2 separate regions of the Homo sapiens genome follow, and region 1 is linked to region 2. The links are chromatin contacts, found by POLR2A ChIA-PET in ENCODE. All regions are on one chromosome and are shown on one strand. The core of a region is the stretch at or near the end of the contact, and the rest is flanking DNA. Distances in the headings are between cores, read along the strand shown. Region 1 has its middle 26 kb from the start of SEH1L. Region 2 overlaps SPIRE1 (spire type actin nucleation factor 1).

Evidence for each region. ChIA-PET counts read pairs that join two places held with the same protein, here RNA polymerase II (POLR2A).
Region 1: POLR2A ChIA-PET joins it to region 2 with 10 read pairs in BJ. The contact joins two enhancer-like sites. POLR2A ChIA-PET finds 5 or more read pairs at or near these places in 2 of 52 experiments (BJ and activated T-cell).

The regions. Positions count from the first base shown.
Region 1 is chr18:12,918,846-12,924,970 of GRCh38, reverse strand. No RefSeq gene overlaps it. Among named protein-coding and RNA genes, the nearest start is that of SEH1L, 26 kb to the left of the region's middle. Within about 2 kb of position 3,675, at least 3 of the 41 ENCODE cell types and tissues checked have a DNase peak (open chromatin) inside an H3K27ac peak, as active enhancers do.
Region 2 is chr18:12,467,256-12,472,964 of GRCh38, reverse strand. The region is part of intron 10 of SPIRE1 (spire type actin nucleation factor 1); the gene reads left to right. Among named protein-coding and RNA genes, the nearest start is that of PRELID3A, 62 kb to the right of the region's middle. Within about 2 kb of position 2,122, at least 2 of the 41 ENCODE cell types and tissues checked have a DNase peak (open chromatin) inside an H3K27ac peak, as active enhancers do.

The DNA.
Region 1 (6,125 bases), core at 2,426-4,925, 450 kb before region 2:
AGTGCAACAGAGAGATGGGAACAAACCAAGCTTAGCACAAGAAGGGCCAGGGCAGCTAAACTTAGCTAATTGAACGTTCAAGTTTTGGGAGAAAGATTGTGGAATCTGGGCTTCTTTCCCTTTGGCCCGTCTTTAGAACAGGAGGATGCTCTTTATTCAGTCCCCCGAGGTTTTCCTGCATCGAGCTCTTGAATTCAACAAGAATAGCACTAGGCCGTAGAGAATAATTTGCCAGGCAATTATTAAGTGTTTTCCGAAAGTGATGTTGCTTTGCAAAATGTTTTAAAATAAATTGAATGTGCATTTCCACTTAGAGATGAAGAGAAGCATATCACTTGGCTTCATTTAATAATGATTTAGATGATGGTAAGAAGAGCAAGTAAATTCAAATTAGATTATTGATTTTCATGATTATAAATTAGAATCCAACAAAAATAAATGACAGATATTTTTCTATATGAATACATTTTAATTCTTAGAAAGTTGCATGAAAAATATATATTAGCCACTCTATGTGATGAATGGATACGCTGACATTGGTATTTATAAAGTCCTGTAGAGTCCAGCCCTTCACAATGAATTATCATACAGGCATTTTTCTCAGTGACGCTGGAGGACAACGTAATGGATTCTTCTGCATGGCTCCTGTTTCTGCCCATTAGTGGCTGCCCTGTCTTATGATAGATGTTTTCCAGTCAACTTACAGAACTTGTTAATAGTAACTCAATATTCATGGAGTAATCTGCAGTACTAATGAAATGAAATTAAAAAACAAACCTTAGTTTTTTTTAGGCCAGGTGTGGTGGCAGGCGCCTGTAATCCCAGCTACTTGAGGGGCTGAGGCAAGAGGGTCACGTGTGTGTGTGTGTGTGTGTGTGTGTGTGTGTGTGTGTGTGTATTTGTGATTCATCCATCATTATACTGATTCCATTTCTCACTGAAATTAAGGGTGTTTTCAATGTAAAAGATGGAGGTGAGAAGGGAGATTTTATCACCCACTCAAGGTCACTTCCAGGTGAGAGGTTTGGAATCAGGAGCTCCCACCTAGAAACAATGTTTCTGCCTCTGGACAGCATGAAGGCAATTGCTGCCAAGGTTTCTCATGCCTCATTGCACCCGGATCATGGTTTTATCAAGGTAGAATAAGGGACTAATACATCTTGGCAAATGCAAATATATTTGTTCAAACCATAAATGAATGAAAGCCAACTCATACATTCTTTTATCTTAAAGTTTTTTTTTTGGTTGTTTTTTTGTTTTGTTTTTTTGTTTTTTGTTTTTTGTTTTGTTTTGTTTTGACTCTGTCTCTCAGGCTGGAGTGCAGTGGCGCAATCTCGGCTCACCGCAATCTCTATTTCCCGGATTCAAGCAATTCTTCTGCTTCAGCCTCCTGAGTAGCGGGGATTACAGGCGCGTGCCACCACGCCCGGCTAATTTTTATATTCTTAGTAGAGATGGGGTTTTACCATGTTGGCCAGGCTGGTCTCGAACTCCTGACCTCAGGTGATCCACCTGCCTCGGTCTTCCAAAGTGCTGGGATTACAGGCATGAGCCACAGCGCCTGGCCCCAGCTAACTTTTTATTTTGTACAGATGGGCTCTCACTTTGTTACCCAAGCTGGTCTTTAACTCCTGGCTTCAAATGATTCTCCCGCCTCAGCCTCCCAAAGCGCTGAGACTACAAGTGTGAATCACGGCACCCAGCCCAAATACAGGCTATTTGGATGGCAGTACTTGTGGAGTGTAAGTTACAGCATAGAACTGCTTTCCCCTACTAGATCTGCCCTTCAGGTCCCATATTTTGAATAGGATAATCTTGGGTTTCCCTGCTACCTATTTTGTATTAAGTCCTCCAGTAAAGAGCGCCTTCTGCTTTCCTTGACCCTGTTTTTCAGTATCCTTTCAATATCCTTCAGTATCCTTCTTCATTGTCCTACTTGGCCAATTCTACTTGCGACTAAATCAATATGCCTACCACCAACCTGTGCGTCTTCCTAATTGTCACTGGTGTACCTTTTTTCACCTTGTGACTGTCTGGGACATCTCTGTCCATTGGAGCTTATGATCTCTGATAAGTCTTCTAATTACCAGTGTTCCATTCTGATACATATGTCAAGTGAAGAGACCTCACTTTATTTTTAAACCTCTTAAGGGTTGAAGTAGGATTTGGTATATCAGGAAACAACGGAACTAATTCTAAAACTATACCTTTATAATTATATTGAACTGAAATATAATATTGTTTGTAGAATGGAATTGGTATAAAGTGAATTTGGTTTTTTACCACATTTAATATTATGTATCCATCAGCTTTTTTGGGTTGCAATCATAAACAGAGACAAGATTTACTGGAGAGCTTTTGGAGCTCACAGAATCAACAGGAGCCTAGAGAATAGGAGGGAAGCAAGGGAGCTTTGGAAGCAATGGAAACTGTTATCATTCATGTATTCATTCAGTAAGCATTTAGTGAGCATTTACTATGTGCCAGTATTTTAACCAGTTTTCTACTGGCAGGCATCCAATTTGTTGCTGTTATAAACAGTGCAATCTAATGAATAAAATTTAAAAAAATCATTTTCTAGAGATGTATTTTTTTTTCCACGAATTATTTACTAAGCTTACTGGCATACTGTTTTTCATTTGAGGGGAATTTGAGGACAGGTCTTTGTATATGATCTTGAACTCTATAATGCTAAACTTCATTGCCTTGAGTGATACATTGACTTCTGCAAATGAGTCATTAAGACAAAATATTTATTTATTTATTTATTTATTTATTTATTTATTTATTTATTTATTGAGATGGAGTCTCACTTTGTTGCCCAGGCTGGAGTGCAGTGGTGTGATCTCAGCTCACTGCAACCTCCACCTCCCGGGTTCAAGTGATTCTCATGCTTCAGCCTCCCACGTAGCTGGGATTACAGGCGTGCACTACCACGCCCAGCTAATGTTTTGTATTTTTGGTAGAGACAGAGTTTCACCATGTTGGCCAGGCTGGCCTAGAACTCTTGACCTCAGACGATCTACCTGCCTCGGCCCCCCAGAGTGCTGGGATTACAGGCATGAGCTACCGTGCCTGGTCTATTGTTTATGGAAATGTCCCATAGTTAATTTTTTTTCTTAAGCAGCTAAAATATGAACTTTGATGTGCTTATGAAGGCTTTTTTGGTAAACACCTGCCTATTTTGCTGTTGAAATGCCTAAAAGATTACTGTAAGAGAGGCTGATTGATAGCATAAATGGGGAGTCTTTTCCTCCTTTACCAATCAATGCTACCTGCTTGGAAACTAATAAGCCTGTTACGCATCAAGAGCCTTATAAGTGTGACTTAGGCAAAGCTGGTGAGTAGACAGTTACTGTGGGTCATTTTCCTTGACAACACAGAGACCACTGAAGCTAACAGGAAGACGTTCTGGTGCTGATACAGAGAGGAAAGTCAACATAAAAACGCTCTCAGTGATGTGCACATTCCATCCCTGTTCGGTGTCCTCCTTGTGCTACACGCAGATAGCTGAGGTGTCATGGCTTAGGTGCTGCAAGGTGACTGTATTAAGCCCAGACACCCTCGCTCTCATGACAGCCCCCGAGTATGATACTGAGAGTGTGAAAGGGAAAGTGTATTTTTCTATGACCTGTGGTTTCTTCTGGCCTCACAAAGCTTTAGGCTTGTTTGTGTTTGACTTTTTGCTGTTTTTGCACTTTCAGAGCACTGTTTGTGGTTTGGAGGTGAAACTTTTCTTTAAAGTTCTTGTTAACATTTAGTTTGGCACAAAGTTTGCAAATAGGCGTGAAAAACATAGCACCATTTTCACTGTGAAGGAGGCTAAGTGGTTTCAGCAGCTTTTATTTATTTTTTTTTTTAATTTTTATTTCCATAGGTTACTGGGAAACAGGTGCCGTTTGGTTACATGAATAAGTTCTTTAGCGCTGATTTCTGAGATTTTGGTGCACCTATCATCCGAGCAGTACGCACTGCACCCAATTTGTAGGTTTGTTTGTTTTTCACTGAGTCTCGCTCTGTCAACCAGGCTGGAGTGCAGTGGCACGATCTCGGCTCACTGCAACCTCCGTCTCCCGGGTTCAAGCGATTCTCCTGCCTCAACCTCCCAAATAGCTGGGATTACAGGTGCTTGCTACCATGCCCGGCTAATTTTTGTATTTTTAGTGGAGATGGGGTTTCACCGTGTTGGGCAGGCTGGTCTTGAACTCCTGACCTCACCTCGGCCTCCCAAAGTGCTGGGATTACAGGCGTGAGCCACCGTGCCTGGCCTAATTTGTAGTATTTTATCCCTCATCCCCTTCCCACCCCTTGCCCTTTATCCCCCAAAGTCCATTGTGTTATTCTTATGCCTTTGCATCCTCATAGCTTAGCTCCCACTTATGAGTGAGAACATATGATGTTTGGTTTTCCATTCCTGAGTTACTTCACTTAGAATAATAGTCTCCAGTCTCATCCAGGTTGCTGCAAATGCCATTAATTCATCCTTTTTTATGGTTGAGTAGTATTGCATTGTATATATATATATATGTATATATATATTATATATGTATGTATATATATATGTATATATCACAGTTTCTTTATCCACTTGTTGATTGATGGGCATTTGGGTTGGTTCCACATTTTTGCAATTGTGAATTGTGCTGCTATAAACATGCGTGTGCAAGTATCTTTTTCGTATAATGACTGTTTTCCTCTGATAGATACCCAGTGGTGGGATTGCTGGATCAAATGGTAGTTCCACTTTTAGTTCTTTAAGGAATCTCCACACTGTTTTCCACAGTGGCTGTATAGTTTACATTCCCACCAGCAGTGTAGAAGCGTTCCCTGTTCACCGCATCCATGCCAACATCTATTATTTTTCAATTGTTTTTATTATGGCCATTCTTGCAGGATTGTGGTATCACATTGTGGTATCGCATTGTGGTTTTGATTTGCATTTCCCTGATAATTAGTGATGTTAAGCATTTTTTCATATGTTTGTTGGCCATTTGTATATCTTCTTCTGAGAATTGTCTGTTCATGTCCTTTAGCCCACTTTTTGATGGGATTGTTTGTTTTTTTCTTCCTAATTTGTTTGAGTTCATTATAGATTCTGGATATTAGTCCTTTGCAGATGTATAGATTGTGAAGATTTTCTCCCACTCTGTTGATTGCCTGTTTACTCTGCTGACTATTCCTTTTGCCGTGCAAAAGCTCTTTGTTTAATTAAGTCCCAGCTATTTATTTTTGTTTTTATTGCATTTGCTTTTGGGTTCTTGGTCATGAAATCTTTGCCTAAGCCAATGTCTAGAAGGGTTTTTCTTTTTCTTTTTTTTTTTTTTGGAGACAGAGTCTCGCTCTGTCGTCCAGGCTGGAGTGCAGTGGCGCAATCTCAGCTCACTGCAAGCTCCGCCTCCCGGGTTCACACCATTCTCCGGCCTCAGCCTCCCGAGTAGCTGGGACTATAGGCGCCCACCACCGTGCCCGGCTAATTTTTTGTATTTTTAGTAGAGACGGGGTTTCACCATGTTAGCCAGGACGGTCTCGATCTCCTGACCTCGTGATCCGCCCATCTTGGCCTCCCAAAGTGCTGGGATTACAGGCGTGAGCCACTGCACCCGGCCTAGAAGGGTTTTTCTGATGTTATCTTCCAGAATTTTTATAGTTTCAGGTCTTAGATTTAAATCCTTGATCCATCTTGAGTTTATTTTTAGCAGCTTTTATTAAAGCTGCTAAAGTTATAAAATAATAATTCTTTAATGTGACATTTTACCAAATCACAGTTCATTGTACCTTTCTCTCCCATAGTCACGTATATGTATGTTTGAATTTCCAAACCAGGGTTCTCTTCAATTTATTTATTCAAATCTAATAAATTTTATAAGCATTATACCAAGCTGAAGGTTATTAACTAATTCTCAACAGAACTGGGTTGGAAATATCACTGGCTAGATTCAGGCTTTCAGTTCAACAAACGGACCTGCCTGAGTTCAGTACAATCAACCTTTCCTGTGTGTCTACATGAAGTCAAATAACTTACATGACTGGTAGACCCTACTTTGTTTTAAGGGCAACTCTGAGTTGAGACTACCATAAAGATCTGTAGATCATAACCATAAGCTGTGAGAAGAGTTGCCTTAAAG
Region 2 (5,709 bases), core at 873-3,372:
AAAAAATAGCCAGGCTTTGTGATGCATGCCTGTAATCCCAGCTACTTGGGAGACTGAGGCAGGAGAATTGCTTGAACCCAGGAGGTGGAGGTTGCAGTGAGCCAAGATCACGCCACTGCACTCCAGCCTGGGCGACAGAGTGAGACTTCATTTGGTGCACACCTGTAGTCCTAGCTACTGGAAGGCTGAGGCAGGAGGATCACTTGAGCCCAGGAGTTAAAGGCTGTGGTGAGCTATAATCATTGCCACTGCACTCCAGCCTGGGTGACAGAGCAAGTCCCCCCCCGCAAAAAAAAGACCAACCACAGTGACTCACACCTGTAATCCCAGCACTTTGAGAGGCTGAGGCAGGCGGATCACTTGAGCCCAGGAGTTCAAGACCAGCCTGGGCAACATGGCAAAACCCCACTTTTACTAAAAATACAAGAACTTAGTCTGGCATGGTGGCATATCCCTGTAATCGCAGCTACTTGGGAGGCTGAGGTGGGAGGATCACCTAAGCCCAGGAGGTCAAGGCTGCAGTGAGCTGTGATTGTACCACTACACTCCAGCCTGGGTGGTAGAGTGAGACCCTGTCTCAAAAAAAAAAAAAAAAAAGCACAGGGCATGGTGTCGCTATAATGGTTTTGTATTGAGCTAACCCTGTGTTAGACTTTCATTGTTGCTGGGGTTTTTAGTTGTTTGTTTTTATTTTTTTATAGAGACAGGGGTCTTGAACTCCCAGTCTCAAGCATTCCTCTTGCCTCGGCCTCGCAAAGTGCTAGGATTACAGGCATGAGCCACCATGCCCAGCCTCTGTTAGACTTTAGATATAAATCAGTTTGTCTTCACAAAGACCATAGATAGCAGCTATGATCCTTGTATAAAATATAAGAAAACTGGCCATGCGCAATGGCTCACACCTATAATCCCAGCACTTTGGGAGGCCAAGGTGGGCAGATCACTTGAGGTCAGGAGTTGAAGACTAGCCTGGCCAACATGGCAAAACCCCATCTCTACTAAAAAGAGAAAAATTAGCCCGGTGTGGTGGTGCACACCTGTAATCCCAGCTACTCGGGAGGCTGAGGCATGGGAATCACTTGAACTCCAGAGGCGGAGGTTGCAGTGAGCCGAGATTGTGTCATTGCACTCCAACAGGGGTGACAGAGCAAGACTCTCTCCAAAAAAAGAAGAAGAAGATAACAAAACAGGCACATGAAATGGTTGCCTAGGTTCAAAGAGTTAGTAAATGATAAAGTTAGATTTGAAACCCAAGTCTGTCTAACTCTGAAGTCCATGTATCTCATGAACTTGCTAGTATTCTCACGGTACATGAGAATGCCTGAATTAAAGAAAAGAACAAAGGCTGGGCATGGTGGCTCACGCCTGTAATCCCAGCACTGGGAGGCTGAGGCGGACGGATCACTTAAGGCCAGAAGTTCAAGACCAGCCTGGCCAACATAGTGAAACCCCATCTGTACTAAAAATACAAAAATTAGCTAGGCATGGTGGTGCATGGTTGTAATCCCAGCTATTTGGGAGGCTGAGACATGAGAATCTCTTGAAGAGCAAGACTCTAGTGTCCAAAAAAAAAAAAAAAAGAAAGAAACCAGTATTTTTTTAACTGGAAGGGGCCTTAGAAATTTTGTCCAGCATCATTACTTTTCAGTGAGAAAACTGAGCCCCTAGCCAGGTAGAAACTGAGTTAGAAAAGCCATACAGTGTTTTAGTCACAGATCCCCTATAAAATTAGACCCCCACACCCAGACCTTCTTTCCATTACTCTTTTCTTCAGTTCCTGGAAACCTAACTTCAGTGTCTCTTGTTATCTTTAATAACCTTTGCTAGCCTATCTTGGTAACTTTTTTTTTTTTTTTTTTTTACTGAAAGATGAGTTTTGATTGTAGCCATATCAAAGCTTCCAGTAGGAAAGCTAAGCAAAGGAGCTGTGTCTGAGCCCTGCTTGATCCTCTTTTCAGGAGGAGGAAGATTTCCATTCCTGTTAAGTGAGTTACGTGCCCAGACTGGCCCCTGAAACTATACTCTGGCAGTATTCGGCACCAGTGAGCCCTGGAGCAAAGCAGCAGTGCGAGAGGCTTTCCTGCAGCCATGGTTCTGAGCTAGAGAAGCCCTAACTCAGTGAGGATCAGCCAGCCTCTGAGATCAGACAAAAAACACAAGCAGATTTCGGGAAGCAGGCCAGGCAGTAGAAGAGACTGATGTTCTAGAAATGTCAGAGACCCATCAGAATTCCCCAGATAAGCAAAAAGTGATTAGGCAGTTGGAATAGACACGAGAGGGTATGCAGCAAACAGGAGTCTGTACATGCACATGCATGTACCCACACATATGCACACACGTGTGTACTCACACACCCTTCTCTCAGGAGACCTGACTGTTAACAGTTCCCTGGCTCTCCTTCTGAGTGTCTAAGTTACCCAAGATATGCTAGCAGAGGTTAGTGTGATTCCTCTGGGGCAAGAACTAATCCTGGAGAAGATTCATTTTAAGCAATCAGAAAATTGTGTGCAGCTGCCTGTTGTGGGTATTCAGGGACAGTGGGCCATTAACACTTCTGGGGGAGCAACGTAAAATTTAAAACAATTCTTTATATCTGTAACATTTCAGTATATTGTATGTGCATTGGGTAATCAAGGTACATCAGATGCTAATGTCAAACCTTAGTTATTTCCTTCTTGGAAAAGCATTTTTAAAAAATTAATATACTGGCCACACATGGTGGCCAGTATAAGATTATGCCTGTAATCCTAGTACTTTTGGAGGCCAAGGTGGGAGGATCACTTGAGGCTAAGGAGTTCGAGACCAGCCTGGGCAACATAGTGAGACCCCGTCTCTACAACAAATGTTTTTTAAAAGTTAGCTGGGCATGGTGGCACATGTCTGTAGTCCCAGCTACTTGGAAGGTTGAGATGGGAAGATCACTTGAGCCCTGGAGGTCAAGGCTGCAGTGAGCCATGATTGCACCACTGCACTCCAGCCTGGGCAACAGAGTGAGAACTTGTCTCTAATTAACTAGTTAATTAATGAACATAAAAATTAATATGTTATGTGGTTTTCTTATGTTATTTTTAAATCTTGAGTATATGCTTTTTAAATAGAGAATGCACCCTCTGAGTGCCAAAATCTAGTACTCCAAATGTGCTTACTTTTGCCTCAGTTGCATCTATAAGAGTCTCATGAGACCTCGTAAAGTGTATATGTGTATATATATAATTATATTATATATAATATATAATTATATTTATATAAATATATTTATATAAATTATACAAATTATATATGTTATATATAATATATAAATTATATGTAAATAATATATTTATATAAATATAAATAATTACATTTATATAAATATAAATAAATATATAAATAATATATACTATATATAATATATATAATTTATATATATAAAGAGTAAGCATGAAATAAAAGCATTCAGCATTATTAGGATTTTAAAAAATCAGAATGTGGCTGGGCGTAGTGGCTTACATCTGTAAACCCAGCACTTTGGGAGGCCAAGGCGGGAGGATCACTTGAGGTCAGGAGTTTGAGACCAGGCTGGCCAACATGGCAAAACTAAAAATATATATATAAATTAGCCAGGCATGGTGGCACTTGCCAATAATCCCAGCTACTAGGGAGGCTGAGGCAGGAGAATCGCTTGAACCCAAGAGGCGGAAATTGCAGTGATCTGAGATCACACCACTGCACTCCAGCCTGGGTGAATGAGCAAGACTCAGTTTCAAAATAATAATAATAAATAAAAAGATTTTAAAAATCAAAATGTTACCTTTAAATTCACCTAAACTGAAATGTTAATTCCCCTAGAACCATATCTGCAAATTTTTAGTGTTACTTTAAAACGGAGATTCAGGAAAGACTTTCTTAGACTTTTATTTTCGAGACAGGGTTTCGCTCTGTCACTCAGGCTACAGGGCAGTGGTGTGAACACAGCTCATTGCAGCCTCGACCTCTTGGTCTCAGGGGATTCTCCTGCCTCAGCCTCCCAAGTAGCTAGGACCATAGGTGTGCACCACCACACCTGGCTATTATTTTCTTATTATTTTTTGTAGAGACAAACTCTCACCATGTTCCTTAGGCTAGTCTCAAACTCCCTGGCTTAAGCGATCCTCTGGCCTCAGCCTACCAAAGTGCTGGGAATGCAGGGGCGAGCTACCATGCCTGGCAGGAAAGACACTTAGTTTTGATTTACATTTTTGAACTGGAGAGGACTATAAAGAGTATTCCACCCAACCACATTTTCTAGATAAAAAAGATTCTGAGAAATGCTGAGTTATGCACCCAGGTTCTTCTGACTGATTAGAGTGGAACTGGCTCATTTGGGCATAGTGAAGCCTCTCGATTAAGTTGCTTTGCTTCTTCAAAGGATTTTCAGGACCATCAGACATTGAGTAGTCATTTTAAAGATCAGATGCAGTGGTGGAAAAATCCAATTTGGAGGTTTCATAGGACGTCACTGAGAATAAAGTCTGAATGAGAGAAAAGAGCCCCTTCCAGCAAAGCTTCCCTCCACTGCTCTCCATGTTTTGGAGCTCAACATGTACCTAAAAGGGACATGAAATATAAAGGAAACATGAGAGGACCACATCGCATGTACAGCTAGATGTTGCCATTCTTTGAGCTGAGTGGAAGTGTGGCCAGTGCTGGGCTGCAGTAGTGTGCTCCGGCTCCACCTCTTCAGATACAGATGATTGTGCTTCCTCATGTTTTCAGTTTTCTTTAGAATTTTAACATCTGTGGTCATAAAATCATTGATCTTTTTAATTTGCTTATAAAAGACTTCATTCTGACCTATTTGCTTATTTATAGAGCCACTTTTTCTCAGAGATAGTTTTCTTACAGAATTAAGTATGATATTTTCATTATACAGAATTTAACTCTAACTGGTTTCCACCCTGGAGTAAAGAAACGTGATCTAATTCTCCCTTAACACTAACAAAGGTAACAACGTGTAAAATTAGACTTTAAAAATATTTCTTTTTTTTTTTCCTTTTGAGATGGAGTTTCACTCTTCTTGCCCAGGCTGGAGTGCAGTGGCATGATCTCAGCTCACCGCAACCTCCACCTCCCGGGTTCAAGTGATTCTCATGCCTCAGCCTCCTGAGTAGCTGGGATTACTGGCACATGCCACCACACCCAGCTTATTTTGTATTTTTAGTAGAGACAGAGTTTCTCCATGTTGGTCAGGCTGGTCTCCAGCTCCAGACCTCGTGATCCGCCCACCTCAGCCTCCCAAAGTGCTGGGATTACAGGCGTGAACCACTGTGCCCAGCCGACTTTAAAAATATTTCTAGCGAAGGTGAGCTGAAGTACACGTGTGAGGCACAGGGATGGTTTCTGCTGTTTTAATCAGGGTAGCAGATAATTATTTGGGAAGTATTGTGTATGACTCCTCAGCAGATAATTATCTGGGAAGTACTGTATATGACTCCTTTGTTCCTTTTCTAAGAGACACTCTCTGCTTTTATTTCTTGTCTGACCTTCTGTAAACAGAAAAAGATTGTTCTAATTGCATGCTAGGTTTTTTGGAGATTACTATGACTGACCTACATCGTATCTGGGATAGAGGCTTTGCTTACAGTGCTTGATTTGGTGTTCATGATAAGTCCCAAAAGTGTGGAGGTCACTATTTAAACCTTTTTTGGGTTTTTTGGTTTTTGTTTTTTGAGACAGAGTCTTGCTCTGTCG